Linked DNA regions of Mus musculus: region 1 is linked to region 2. Evidence: chromatin contacts called from ENCODE Hi-C or POLR2A ChIA-PET data. All regions are on one chromosome and are shown on one strand. Each heading gives the region's core, a stretch centred on a gene start or an enhancer-like site at or near the end of the contact. The rest is flanking DNA. Distances are from core to core; before and after follow the strand shown. Region 1 holds the start of Cog1 (component of oligomeric golgi complex 1). Region 2 holds the start of 2610035D17Rik (RIKEN cDNA 2610035D17 gene).

The links. Hi-C counts contacts between places; a loop is a spot of excess contacts on that map. ChIA-PET counts read pairs that join two places held with the same protein, here RNA polymerase II (POLR2A).
Region 1: a loop to region 2 is called in a map of T-helper 1 cell, with 2.3 times the contacts of the local background. The contact joins the promoter of Cog1 here to the promoter of 2610035D17Rik in region 2. A Hi-C loop is called at or near these places in 4 of 37 maps with a recorded cell type or tissue (T-helper 1 cell, left cerebral cortex, mouse embryonic stem cell and 1 more). POLR2A ChIA-PET finds 5 or more read pairs at or near these places in 2 of 5 experiments (Patski and embryonic stem cell).

Annotation. Positions count from the first base shown.
Region 1 is chr11:113,647,810-113,654,407 of GRCm38, reverse strand. Cog1 (component of oligomeric golgi complex 1) reads right to left here and starts at 4,879. Exons shown (of 14, transcript NM_013581.3): 1 at 4,533-4,879; 2 at 2,322-2,563; 3 at 2,002-2,183; 4 at 1,696-1,866; 5 at 348-504. The coding sequence starts at 4,847. It also overlaps a transcript of Slc39a11 not described here.
Region 2 is chr11:113,199,168-113,205,560 of GRCm38, reverse strand. It overlaps 2610035D17Rik (RIKEN cDNA 2610035D17 gene), which reads left to right and starts at 3,723. Exons shown (of 3, transcript NR_015556.2): 1 at 3,723-4,270. It overlaps 4732490B19Rik (RIKEN cDNA 4732490B19 gene), which reads left to right. Exons shown (of 4, transcript NR_040276.1): 4 at 394-2,246.

The DNA of each region.
Region 1 (6,598 bases), core at 3,630-6,129, 450 kb before region 2:
GAATGGAGGTGCCCTCAGAGGTCAGATGTTAACAGCTCCCCTGGAGTCGGTGTTAGGTAGGTGGATGTGAGCTGCCTGATACGGACTCTGGGAACTGAGCCCAAGTCTTCTGGGAGAACAGCAAGTGCTCTTTAACTGCTAAACCTTCTGTCTAGCCCACGGTAAAAACAGCTTCCCGATTCTCCCACTGTAGGCACTAAGGGTCCACAGGTAGCAGTGTGCCCTGAGTGGGTGGCGGGCATGTGGCACATTACCCCATGACTGGGAACCAGCTTATGCCTCCTGGGTGTGGTCACTTCGAAGGCTGCGTGCAGGTCAAGCCTCAGGGGTGCGTTCTGCCTGCTTACATGTCGATCCATTTCTGCAGCGTGTCTTTCAGGTACTCCTGGCTGATGGGATGTGCGAGAGTTCGGAGTGTGGGCTGGAACTCGATAATGGAGGTGGGCAGGTGTCTGAACCAGCTGCATAGCTTCATCTCCCCTTGGAGGGCACCGATGCCCTTTCCTAGAGAAAAGGCCAAGTGAGAAGAATCCGGGCTGGGCTTTGAACAGCATTCTGAGAATTACAAATCCATGAGGGAATTTCCAAAAACCTAGATATGTCACCCACCCCCATCCACCCTTGGGAAGGTGGGTCAAATCGGAAAAAGGTTAGCTAAAGGAAGTACAGGGCACGCCAGTCCCTGTGCACAGCAGCCTCCCCACACTCTGCCATTCTGCTGGTTAAGAACAGGACAGGCCAGGAGGAAAGAATGGAGGGCAAACAGGAAGGGAGGGAGGGAAGGAGAGAGGGAGGGAAGAAGGAGTACTGTGCAATCTTTGTGTGTGTGCGTGTTGCGGGGTGTGTTTGAGGTGGGGTCCTGCCATGTCACTTAGGCTGGTCTCTAAGCCTGAGCCCCAGTGGTCCTCTTGCTTCAGACTTCTGAGTAGCTAGGTCCATGCCACTGTGCCCACCAGTCATCGACATTTTAATAACAGAGCTTAAGTTGCCAAAGAAAAGTGTAGGCTATCCATTTCCCTCTCCTCTTAGCATCCTAGGTCACTTGAAGACCTAAGGGAACAAGCACTGACCACCTATCCTGCCTGCCGAGTCTCTTGGTCACCCTGCAGGCCTGGGCAGGGCTTCCTGAGCAGTGCCTTTCACTGTACTCTGGAAGAGGCCACTCAGAGTTTGTGTGTCTGTTTTCTATGCCAGGGCAGGCCAGTCAGCATTCACCTTTCACAAAAGCTATAAATCAGTACATCCCAGCCTGGGGTTGGGAGGGTGGTGGTGGGCTGTGTGCGTGTCTCAAAACAAAGGAAAGAGATGAGCCCCTGGTAGTAAGGGCCCTGTACTCCCTCCTTCTACCTTGAGCTGTTTCCTTTGCTGACTCTGCTGACGGTTCCACCTGACCCTGCAGCCCTACCATTATAGGAGTCTGAGTCTTTGCTCACTGATACATCCTTGGCTTAGGGAGAGCCTTCCAGTGTTCCTAAGCAACTGGTACTGTGCATTTCCAGCAATGACTACTGCTGACATCAAATAGAAACCCCGCATGCACCTCTGAAGGTTCAGCCCCCTTTCCAGCTAAGCTGTGCTATGCACAGAGCAGGGGCCTGAATCTTTCCGGTTCACTGGTTTATTGCCAGAGCATGGTGCAGGAGCTAGGAAATGGCAGATCGGGTGAATGAATGAGGGTAAAGGTTATAAGCTCACCAGTGGGATGCTGCCTTGTGACTGTCTCCAGGGTAGAAAAGAGCAAGCCACAGGGCAGGGATGGGTCGGGCAGCACGCCTTCTGGTAGGGTGTAGAAAAGGGCATGTGCCTGGTTCAGAGTGGTAGCCAGCAGCTCCACCAAAGAGCAAATCTGGGCCTTGATGCCAGCACCTGTAAGAAGAACGCACCCTCTTGTAACCAGTTCCCTTTAGCAAGGATGAGCACGGAACGCTGCCTCAGGCTCCCCTGGTACACACTGCTCCATTCCCTGTAGAGGAATCCCATTTTAGAGAGAAACACACCCACCGTGATGAGACTGGTTCAGGAGCGTCTGAATAGTCGCCTTTCTGGCCAGCAGGAAGTCTGTGAGGGCTTGGCGCGGAGAGCTCTCCTCCAAGAGCATTATGGAGCAGAGGGCTTCGGCCACAGCCTGGTCCGACACAGCCTGGCATTTGAGCAGCATCTTGCTTTCGTGCAAAATAGTTGACCTAGAAAGACTCACAAAGATCAACATGGAGTAGCTAACATCTGGGGTGAAGTGGCTCAGTGTATAAGGAGAAAAACGGACAGACCCCTGTGACACTTGTAGGGGCTCAGTGAGCTAGGGTGGGGGCTACCAAACTCACCGGAAGTGGCTGGCTGCTGCCACCTGGCGGATGAGGATTGGAAATCTCGAGAGGATGGGGCTGTATCTGGAGTTAGAGGAGTCCAGCTGCAGCAGGCTATGCAGGTGGCAGCAGAGCAGGTAGAGCTGTGTGGCCTGGAGGTGCTGCGAGGCTTCCATGGCGCTCCAGATCTTCTCCGGGATCTCCAGCAGCAGCTTAATCTGGGCGGCCATGCTGTAGAACTTCTCGGACGGCGGCTGTGGCTGAAGGGCAGTAGACCGTCAGAAGAGCAAATAAAAAGCACAGCTCCGTTTACACAGGCCTGGGGGAGAAGCTGGGGAATGCTTTAAGATCTCAAGCTTTTCCGTGTGTGGTATCGCACACCTTTGATCCCAGCACCCAAGGGGCAGTGGTGGGCGGATCTCTTGTGAGTTAGACACCAGCCTGGTCAACATAGTGAGTTCCAGGCTAGCCAGGACAGCACAGAGAAACCCTGTCTTTAAAACGAAAACAAAATCTGACGTTTTCATAAAGCCACACTCAGTACCACTCAGCTTGCAGGGCACTTATGTCCGACCAAATGGCATCTCACCATCTGGTTATTGGTAGGAGGGCGGGGCATCTCGCCATCTGGTTATTGGTAGGAGGGCGGGGCATCTCACCATCTGGTTATTGGTAGGAGGGCGGGGCATCTCGCCATCTGGTTATTGGTAGGAGGGCGGGGCATCTCGCCATCTGGTTATCGGTGGGTGGAAGGGAGACTTCCTACAAGCTTCCTCCTTCCTCTCCTTTCTCTTTAAGGTCACCAAACATTTCTCGTTGACTGTTCTTTACCACCCCTGCACCAGATCTTCATCTGGCTGAGACTTCAGGCCTCTCATCTGCCCTCTCACCTCGAGTCCGTCTTCAGTAGTGGTGTGTGGGGTGCCGGTAAAGGAGGGGAACTAACTCTGGCTCTTTTGTGTTCCTCCCCATCTGCTATGGGAGGCAAGCAGGCCTGCAACGGACGTCAGATGCTAACAGTTTGATCTCGGACTTCCCAGGCCTATTCCTGAGGGAAAATGAATGTCTACTCTTTATGAACTATCCAGTGTTAAATCTTTTGTTACAGCAGCATAGCTGGCCAGAGACGTCAATGTTCCAAATCTCAGTTGTCCTTACTGGGGAGGAGCCACACCTAACTCACTCCTTCCTTCCGAACTATTACATTAAATGGACATGTGGCGATTAATCACCTTTATGCTAAACTATTTTCTACTGCCATTCTAAATTATTCATATTTTAAAAATTCAATTTCCCAAGAATTTCTTTCTTTAATTAGAATGTAAACTTCAAGAACATCTTGGGAGGCTCCTGTTTATGATTTGAACGGAGAGGGCATTCCCCCAGAAATGCACCAGCCATAACCATGAAAATCAATCCATTTCTAAGACTGGGCTTACATAGTTGAAGCTAGCCAGCTAAGTCTGTCCATTTGGGAAGGGGGCTGTACTTAATGTGTAGCTTAGGGAGTGACAGGCTGACAAAGTTCCAACCTTCTTTGCCCACGTTCATTATACTGCCCTAGTTTTTTTGGCTTGGATTTTCTGACACCTAAGTAGCGCAAGAAAGCTGGCTCCACATGTGGGCTAGTGTGCTTTTGTAATTTCTTCTTCTGTTACAGTAAGTTCTCCTAGGTTAAAAACTATTTACCCTCGGCGCCCTCTGCTCATTCCTAAGCCAACACCCAATGTCAGAATTCGATCCGCATCGGGTCTTAAACGTTTCATGGGAGGACATCAGGATACCCTGAGTTTTTTAAACCAGCCTGAAATGAAACTGCTCACCTATTAAAAGGGGGAGGGTCTGACGGCTGAGGCTACCCTCCCCCAATTCTCCAGGCTCGGTCGGGCTCAGGGTGGGATGGGGAATGAATGAATGACTTTGACAGGAAGGTGTGAGCTAACGGGAGAGATCTGACAGTCGAGAGACCCCTGGCGTTTTCAGTTAAAAGGGAAGGAGAGCGCAGCGAACCCACGGGAGGCGAGGGAATCGTCCGGAAGTCCGGGAAGGCTCCCGGAGCAAAAGGCCGGCTGGCTTTTCGGCAGCGGACCAGCGTCCCGAGGAAGGCCCGCAGACGCCTCCCGGTAGCCCGCGGCGGCGAGGGGCGGGCTCCTCCGGCGGAAGGTGAGGGGTGGGGTCCGCCGGGCGGCGGGGGCGGAGGGACGTGGCGGGTTCGGATCCCGGACTGACCTGCGGGGCCCGTGGGACCCGGGGCGCCACGGAGCCGGCCTGGCGGAGGCGGGCGCAGTATTGATCGGTGGCCTGCACGGCGTCCACCAGGCCCTCGGCGCAGCGGCGCATCTGGCCGATGGTGTCCGCCGCCTCGATCAGGTCGCGGTACCGCTCGCCCACCATCTGCCGCAGCTCCTCCTTCTTGTGTTCGATCTCGGCTCGGACCTGGCGCTCCAGCCCGCGGATCTCCTCCGCTCCATGAGTCTCGAAGAGCGCGTTGGGATCGCGCAGATCCAGCCGCTTGAGCGCGGAGGAGGCGGTCGCGGCCGCCATGGTGCTAAGCCAGGGATCCGCCGGCCGCTTCCGCCTGCCAGCCCCGCCCCGCCCTCCCGCCATCATGGATGGGGGCGGAAGTGCTTCCGCCAGGTCGGGAGCCTCGGTGGTCCCAGGGACTGAGCCTCGGTGGCAGTGCTGCTCTCCAGAGCTTATTTTTTACTGTTACAATCTCCCTTCTCTCTCCTTCACTCTTCCTTCCTTCCCTCTTCCTCCCCATTCTCACCCTATGTAGGTGGAGTACGTGCGACAGAAACAGATGCGCGCGGAGGTCATAAGTTGCAGGAGGCTCACTCCTGCCATGAGGATCTCAGTATAGAATTTTAGATGGAATTTTATCGGCTTTGGCGGCAATCGCCTTTGCCTGCTGTGCCATCTCGCCTACCCTGAGCGCTCGTTTCCTTAGAGAAGCGAAATAGTTAAGGTTGTACTTGGTGGTCAAAGTCTTAGTGGCCCGGAGCCCCTTGCGTCGCACCCAAACCCTTTCCTGGGGAGGGAAGAGCTTCACCGTGGGGTTCATTATGGTAAAGATGCACGTATGGTCGTGTTGCTGTCGGTCTTACATGCATGCACGCTTTTGCCTTCGATAGACCATCACAGCAACCAGGACTGGGCCTTGGGACTCTTCCCTTAGGACTTGGCAGCTGGAGATCTGAGTGACGGCTGTGGTCCACCTTGTTACCTGGGTCTTCTATTTTATTTAAATATTGTTTAGTGGCCACAAAATGGGTTTCCCTGTTACAGGCCTCCTGTGGTGGAGAACGATGGGGAGTCCATGATGCCAGAGGATTGGACATCCTGAGATTGACCCAGTAAGAAAACCTGGACGTTCTGGCTTGCTGTTCATAAGTCCGTTCAGGGCCCTTCGTTTTGGAAAAGTTTGCTGAAGAATTCTTTCCTATGTTAACACAGAGAAAACAGTATTGTGTGTTCAGCAGCCCTGTACCACAGACAGCCTCTGGGTTTTCTCTCCCGTTCACCACTGCCACTACTTCGAGGCAAATGTCACAGCAATAGATTGATATCTAAATAAGGGGGTTTACTTACGACATTCCAGCAAGAAGAGTCCCTGCTCTATGCACAACTGAAGCCCAGGGAATTTTACTTACCTCGGGGAAGGGGGTTAACTCAGAACTCAAGCCACTTGGCTTGAGATACCGCCTACGCGTCAGAGTTCCCCCAGCACAGCGCGCCCCCTGGTGGCGCAGCGGTGACGTGCAGTCCTTTCTATAGTCCCGCGCTACCGGCTGCTTTGGTGCTGTTTTGCTTCTGAGCCTGCAGAATCTGTCTTCCGTGTTTGGAAGCGCTTCTCTGTCAGGCAGAAACTTTCCCCAGGACTTCTTGCACCTACTGTGCCAGCCTGGGGCCTGGGACTGGTCCACAAGACCTTCTTGGGCCTTTGAAGGCAGCGATGCCCTGGTGCAGGGATTTCAGCCTTGTAGAGGCTAGGTCTCACCCACAACACCTAGTGTGCAGGACTGGCAGGGACAGTGGCTGCAGCTGTAGTTTCAGGTGCCAGCGCTGGTGATGGGTATCTGCAGGTTGGATCACCCTGTGGTATACCTTGGATTAGGAATGTTCGCCCTCTCTTTGCTCCTGTCTCTTCAGCTTAGTTGCACATCCTGCCCAGCAGCTCACTGTGTTATCAATACATCCATTTTCTCTGAAAATCAGAACCGTGGTCTGTAGCTTGCCCTGGGAGCCTAACACTTATTCCTCAAGCTTCCAGTTCCCCAAGAGTTAGTAAGCTA
Region 2 (6,393 bases), core at 2,474-4,973:
ATGTCCTCAGCCTCCTAAGTAGCTAGGGCCATAGGCCTAACCACCAGACCTGGCTTGAATTGGTTTCTATATCCCTTTGCCATAATCATATTACTATGTGGTATTTCTGTACATTTTAACACTTTCTTACTTACTAGCACTCTAAGATGGCCAAGACTCTTCCTACATTTTTTTCTGGCCCTTGACCCCAGATTCATCCAGTTCCCCGAGTCTCCCTGGCTGATTATATAGGACAATAGTATTAGAAGCTACTCCTGGGCCTGGTATTTCTTGGTCCTGGGGTGTCTTTGCATTTTATCCTTCATAGTATAGTGAGCAGAGATATGTGTGTGCAGTAACCCATGTGATTGTGTGTGTGTGTGTCTTTATATCCATATCTATCTGTTTCCTTAGCTAATCAGGAGTTCCTACTGAACATGGACTTCACTCTGCTCCTCCACATTCCTCGTACAGAATACTGGCTAACGCTGTTAAAAATAAAATTGTAAATACCGAGGAGTGGAAGGAAAAGTGAGAGCAGAAGATCCAGCAGCTATGGAAACCCACCCCAGGCTCGGGTACCATCATGAGAAGACAGCGGTCCTTCCCTGCCATGGCTACATGGCTCTCTACTTTAAGAGAGATCTCCTGGAGAAACTGGGCAGAGGTCCTCTCTCTGGGACTCTGCGCTGCAGACCTGAGGAGGCCAGTCATCTGCGCTGTTGATCTTCACCTTTGTCCATGTTGTCCTGTAAAGCAGGGGATGGGGCAGCTGTACTGTAGAATGGGATCAGTGCTAAGCTTTCTATGCTGCCACTGGAACCCCATGGGTGTCATTCAGCACCAGAAAGGAGCCAGGAAGCCAGGGCCAACTTTAGAGCTTGCTTAGAGCTTGCGATTTCAGTGGGGGACAGTGCATTAGGGCCTTGGGTAGAAATGTGAAGACTGGGCTTAGGGGAGGCCTAGGCACGGCTTCCATTGCCCCATCTCTAACTCCATGTGGTGATCTGAATGAGAAATGTCCTTTACAGGTCATTGAACACTTGGTCCCCACTGGCGGTGCTGTTTAAGGGAGGTTATGGAAATTTAGGGGCGCAGGCTGGCCGGAGAAAGCACATCACTGAGGGTGGTATTGGGGGGCAGTTCCCAGCATCACCCCCACTTCCTGTTCTTTCTCTCTGCTTCCTGTTTGTGGATGAAATGGTATCAGCCAGTTTCCTACCCCTGCTCCCCCATCTGCTGTGCCAAGCCATTTGTCCCCCATTATGAGGAAGCTATTCCTCTAGAACCAGAGCAGAGCTAAAATAATACTTTTTTCCTTAAGTTGCTTTTGGTCTTGTTTTTTCTTTTCTTTTCTTTTCTTTTTCTTTTTAATCACAGCAACAGAATAGTAACCAATACACCCCATTATTCTTATCTGGGTGAATAGAAATGAGTCCTGTCACTGTGTGTATGCATGTATATATGCATGCATATGCTTATTGCAGGGGTTCTCAGCCTTCCTAACGCTGCATGCGACCCTTTAATACAGCGCCTCGTGTTGTGGTGACTCCTCCCAACCATAGAATTATTTTTGTCGCTACTTCATGATTGTGATTTTGCTACTGTTCTGAATCCTGTTGTAAATATCTGATCTGCAGGATATCAGCTATGTGACCCTTGTGAAAGGGACATTTGGTTTCCCCAAAGGGTCATGACCCATAGGTTGAGAATGGCTTACTTATGGACTCTTTAGACATTCCCTCATTTAAGCCTCTTGAGTCTTGTAACAGGTGCAAGCCCACACCTGGCTTTCTCTTGTCCTATTAAATATGCATACCCTGTCTCAGAATCTAGGATCATCTAGGAGACAGGGCTCTCAGGAATCCTGTGAGAGAGTTCCTTGGTTATGCTAATTGGTATGGGAAGATCCATCTTAGTTGTGGGCAGGACCATTGCCTGGGCAGGGGTCCTCGACTGTCTAACAGGGAGCAGCAGGGTGAATTTACCCCTCTACTCTCTGATTGTGGATGTGGCAGGAACAGCTGCCTAAAGTTCCTGCTGCCTTCCTTTTTCATTACAAGGGACTGTACTTGAAATGTGAAATGTGAGCTAAAAGAAACCCATTCTTTTTTAAGATGCTAAAAAACCAAACCCAACCCCTTTAATATATATATAGTATATATATTATATGTATATAATATATATTACACTGCCATTTCCCATTTTATTTTTATGTGCTCACCCGCCACAAAAAAAAAAAATAGAAAAAATAAAGTGTTAGAACCATAAAAGCGATTGGTTTTGCATTGTCTTTTGCAACTGTGACCACTACCTGCAGTTAGTTCTTCTTTCCGTTATATTTTGGGCTTTCTTGTTCTCTTTTCTTCACGTTATTCTGTGCCCACGTGTACTTGTTTACGTGTATACACAGAGCTTTGGCTAGGTTCCTCATATGAAGCAGATGGCACGGCTTTTTCTTTCTGAGATTATATGACCTTGCTTAATATTATCCACTCTAAGCCCATCCATTTTCCTGCAAAAATTTTGAAATTTCAGTTTTCCCTAAGAGCTGAATAGTATTTCATTTTGTATACATACCAGATTCTCATTATCCATTTATCTGCTGATTGACATCTTGATTGAGGCTGGGTTTTTTGCTGTAGCAAATAAAGCATCAATAAACACCGTGTGTGTGTGTGTGTGTGTGTGTGTGTGTGTGTGTGTGTGTGTATGTGTGTGTGTGTGTGTGTGTGTGTGTGTGTGTATGTGTGTGTGTATGTGTGTGTGTGTATGTGTATGTGTGTGTGTGTATGTGTATGTGTGTGTGTGTGCAAAAAACTCTATGGTAGGATATGGACTTCTCTGGGTATATACCCAGGAGTAAAATTTTGGGTCATATGGGCAGCTCTATTTTCAACTTTTCGAGAAATCTCCCAACTGATCTACCTGAACACTGGCTGAATTAACTCCCCCTCCCACCAACAGTGAGTAAGGGCTACTCCCTCTGCCCAGCTTCTCCAATGTGTCCTGACAGACTTGTCGACAACAGTAATTCTCACTGGGGTGGGACAGATCTCATCAGAGTTTTATTTTGCATTTCCTTTATTATCCATCTGAGTTCCCTTTCCTCTTGGCTTTCCTCTCTCTCTCTCTCTCTCTCTCTCTCTCTCTCTCTCTCTCTCTCTGTCAATTCAGTTCAGCTGCCCGTTTCTTGATTGGCAGTTTTACCTCTTTGGTATTTAATGTCTGCGTTTCTTTGCAAATTCTAGATAGTAACCCCTTGTAGCTGGCACAGATTTCCCCCTTCTGTGGGCTGTCACTTAACTCTACAGGTTCCTTTGCTTTCCACAGCTTTTTGTTTTCATGCAGCCTTGAGTTGATTTATTTACAAGGTGAAAATATGCAATCCAATGTATGACTTTGTCTCCTTTGTCAAAAATTAAGTGGCTGTTTAGTGTCAGTTGCTTTTGACAGTATTTTATCACAGCAACGGAAAAGAAACTAAGGCAACGAGATAACTTCTAGAAGAAGAGATAAATTCCAGAACAGAATGGAATCTCTTCGTTACAAAGTTTGCGAAGGGAGGTAGCTGTGGTGAGTCTACCCTTTGCCAATATTCTCCATGAGCGGAAGGAGTAAGAAGACAAAACTACAACTCCCAGGATACCATTCGGCCAATCGACCACTTTACTCCGCCCTCTGGCCGTGCCCACCCGCAAACCCGTCTCTATAAAAAAGGCTGGAATGGCCCAACGGCTCGCAGAGCTCAGTGGTGGCGCAGAAAGTGTTCACTTCTTCTGTTTCGGGCTGTACGCTGTGGTTCTGCGCCTCCAGGGCTTTGCTGCCTGGCGAGCGTCCTCCCTGTACCACAGGATCCTTGCCCGACTACAAACCCGAGGCTTCTATTAGGATAGTCTGGATTCGCCATAGGGGTTTCTCCTAGCGCGGATTGTGTGTTTGCGTTGGCGATGCTCATAGAAGAAAGGCGCAGAGCTGTACGAGGAGGCGGGATGCACGGGTCAGAGCCCTCGGTGGCCTCCGCCCGCTGCTCTTGGCGCCGGTCCGCTCCTGGAGATAGCGCGGCAGCCGCCTGGGAGGCGAAGCGCGTAATCTCCGCGCTACCCACGCGGGGCCGCGGCGTGGTGGCCGCACTTTGGCTTTGGGCGCTGGATGGACAGTGGGGTAAAGGGTTGGGGTTCCCCTAACGTGGATTACTTGGTGCTTATCAACTGGATTTAGAAGACTCTCGACCTGGTCTCCATCATCCGTGGGTTGTCTTTCCATCTCCCAGCCGCTCTTTCACCTGGAGGTAAGTTTCCCCCCCGCAGTGCGCAGTTGTGGATTTGATTTGCCCTTCTTTAGCCTTGTGTTGGTTTTTGAAGGTTTAAGGATTGACGTCCGGGAAATCATTTTAGCAACCCTCAGGTGGACCCTACTAGCTCAGATCTCTGTAGTCAGCGGCTGTTCTGGGCTCATCGTCCTGTCCTGCGGCATGGATAAGCCATTGGTTACCCCGCGCCAGGACAGAGAGCGCCTGCCTTCTTGGCACTTGCCTTTTGGCAGGGTTGGTCCTTTGGGACCCTTTGCTTTGCTAGCCATGCCTCTCCAGGAAGCTGCCCATTGCACGCAGCGGGCTGCTGAGGCACAGTGTTTGCAAGAGGCCACGGGGGCTGGGTAGCCGTGGGAGCGCTTGGTGGATACTGCATTATTTTCAGGACTGGGCTGCTGTGGAGTTGATGGAGAGATGGGTATTGGCCACCATGTGAGTACAGTTTACCAGGGCAGGAATTTGGTCCAGTGTTTGCACCTACCATCCTCCTCCTCTTGGTGTGACTTTTATGATGAAGAAGACTTTTGCCTTAGGTCTTGAGACATAACTGTAAATCATAGGAGTCAGTACTCAATAATAGGTCTCTCTCCTCCTTGTCCTTTTGTGATTGCGTTGTAGTAGGGAGGTTGGTACCTGTCACGAGGTTGTCTGAGAGTAGGTGTTTGTTGAATGAATGATAGAGCTTCCCCACCCTAAATTACACCAGGTTCCTCTGTTTCCTTTTCCCTCCTGGGCTCTCACCCTTAATTCCAGAACTTTCCCCCTGGTCCTGGTTTCCTGGGGACAATTTCCAGATATGGATTTCTTCTCCCCTCCCCCACCGATCCCTGTCAGCAGTCCTGAGGTGTTCTTTTGGAACGTGTGTGTGTGTGTGTGTGTGGTGGTCCATTTCCCACCCCAGAACTCCCTCCAACAGAGGAAGCTATTCAGCCAGGGACTGGCTTTGGTGAGTGCCCAGGAGCCCTGAGGTCTCAGTCAGCACCTGCGCAAGGAGGGCAGGCTAGGCAGCATAGGAAGAAAAAAAAATGTTTTAAATGAAGTATTATGAGTCTTGACTGTCCTGCAGAAACTGGGGTCCTGCTGCCCCTGGTTCCACCCAGGTGCTTGTGGATGCCCAGGCTGGTTCTGGACGGTTCTCCAGTAAGAAGCGCTGTGTATCTAGCATTGTGGCGACCGGACGCTTTCTGCCAGGTGCACGTTTCTGTAGTTTCTTGTTGTATGGGGACGGGGAGAATGGGTCCTGGAGAGATCGTCTGTGGGTCCTTGGTCAGTGAGACTGGTTTCAAAGGGCCTCTTCTAGGGTCAGGCTGAGGGTGTACAATCCACAGTATTCGTGACTTTGTTTCCTGTTCATGTGCCTCTCCTCCGATCCCCATTTATGACTCTCGTAGCACTACTGAATTCTGCAGCCACCAAGCAAAGGATTGCTACTGTCTACTGTTGGATACTTAGGTATTTCCAAACTTAGCCCCAGCAAGCAAATGCCAAGGCGGGGGAGTCCCTTAGTACCTCAGTATTTCTCTGCACTTGGGAGGACGCATCTCGACTGGTTTCTAGAGATTGTCCTCTTTAAGTCTGTCGATTGAACGTTGGAGAAGCCTTACAAGTGGAAGACATTTCCAAGAGGGTTTAGAGGCGAAGGGCACCACTCATCTCTCACACAGCCTTTCTCTTAGGGAGGGGACACAGAGGCATGGGGCTAAAAACCACGAAAAGTTCACTGAGCCTGCCAGGCCTACCCACTTCCAAAGAGTCGTTCAACACCTCCAACCTCCAGGACCATTGGCTTGACCTTCTCCTGCGAATTATGCTAGCAACTGCTTCAGTGACCCCGCAGGTCTGTGTTTGCTAGGCAGCAGGATTTAAACTACTGCCTTTTCTTTAACATTAACCTTTGAATTGAGCACGGATCTAGATTTATAGGAAAGCGGCAAATACGGCCTCTCCCGTCTCCTTTCCCCAGATTCCCCACATGTTAACATCTGGCTTGCACCATGGTGTATTGATCAGGCCCCCGGGGCACCAACAAGGATCTGACGCTTCTGACCCACGATTCCTATTACCCCATTGGTGTCCCGAGTGGGGCCCGAACTCATCCTGTA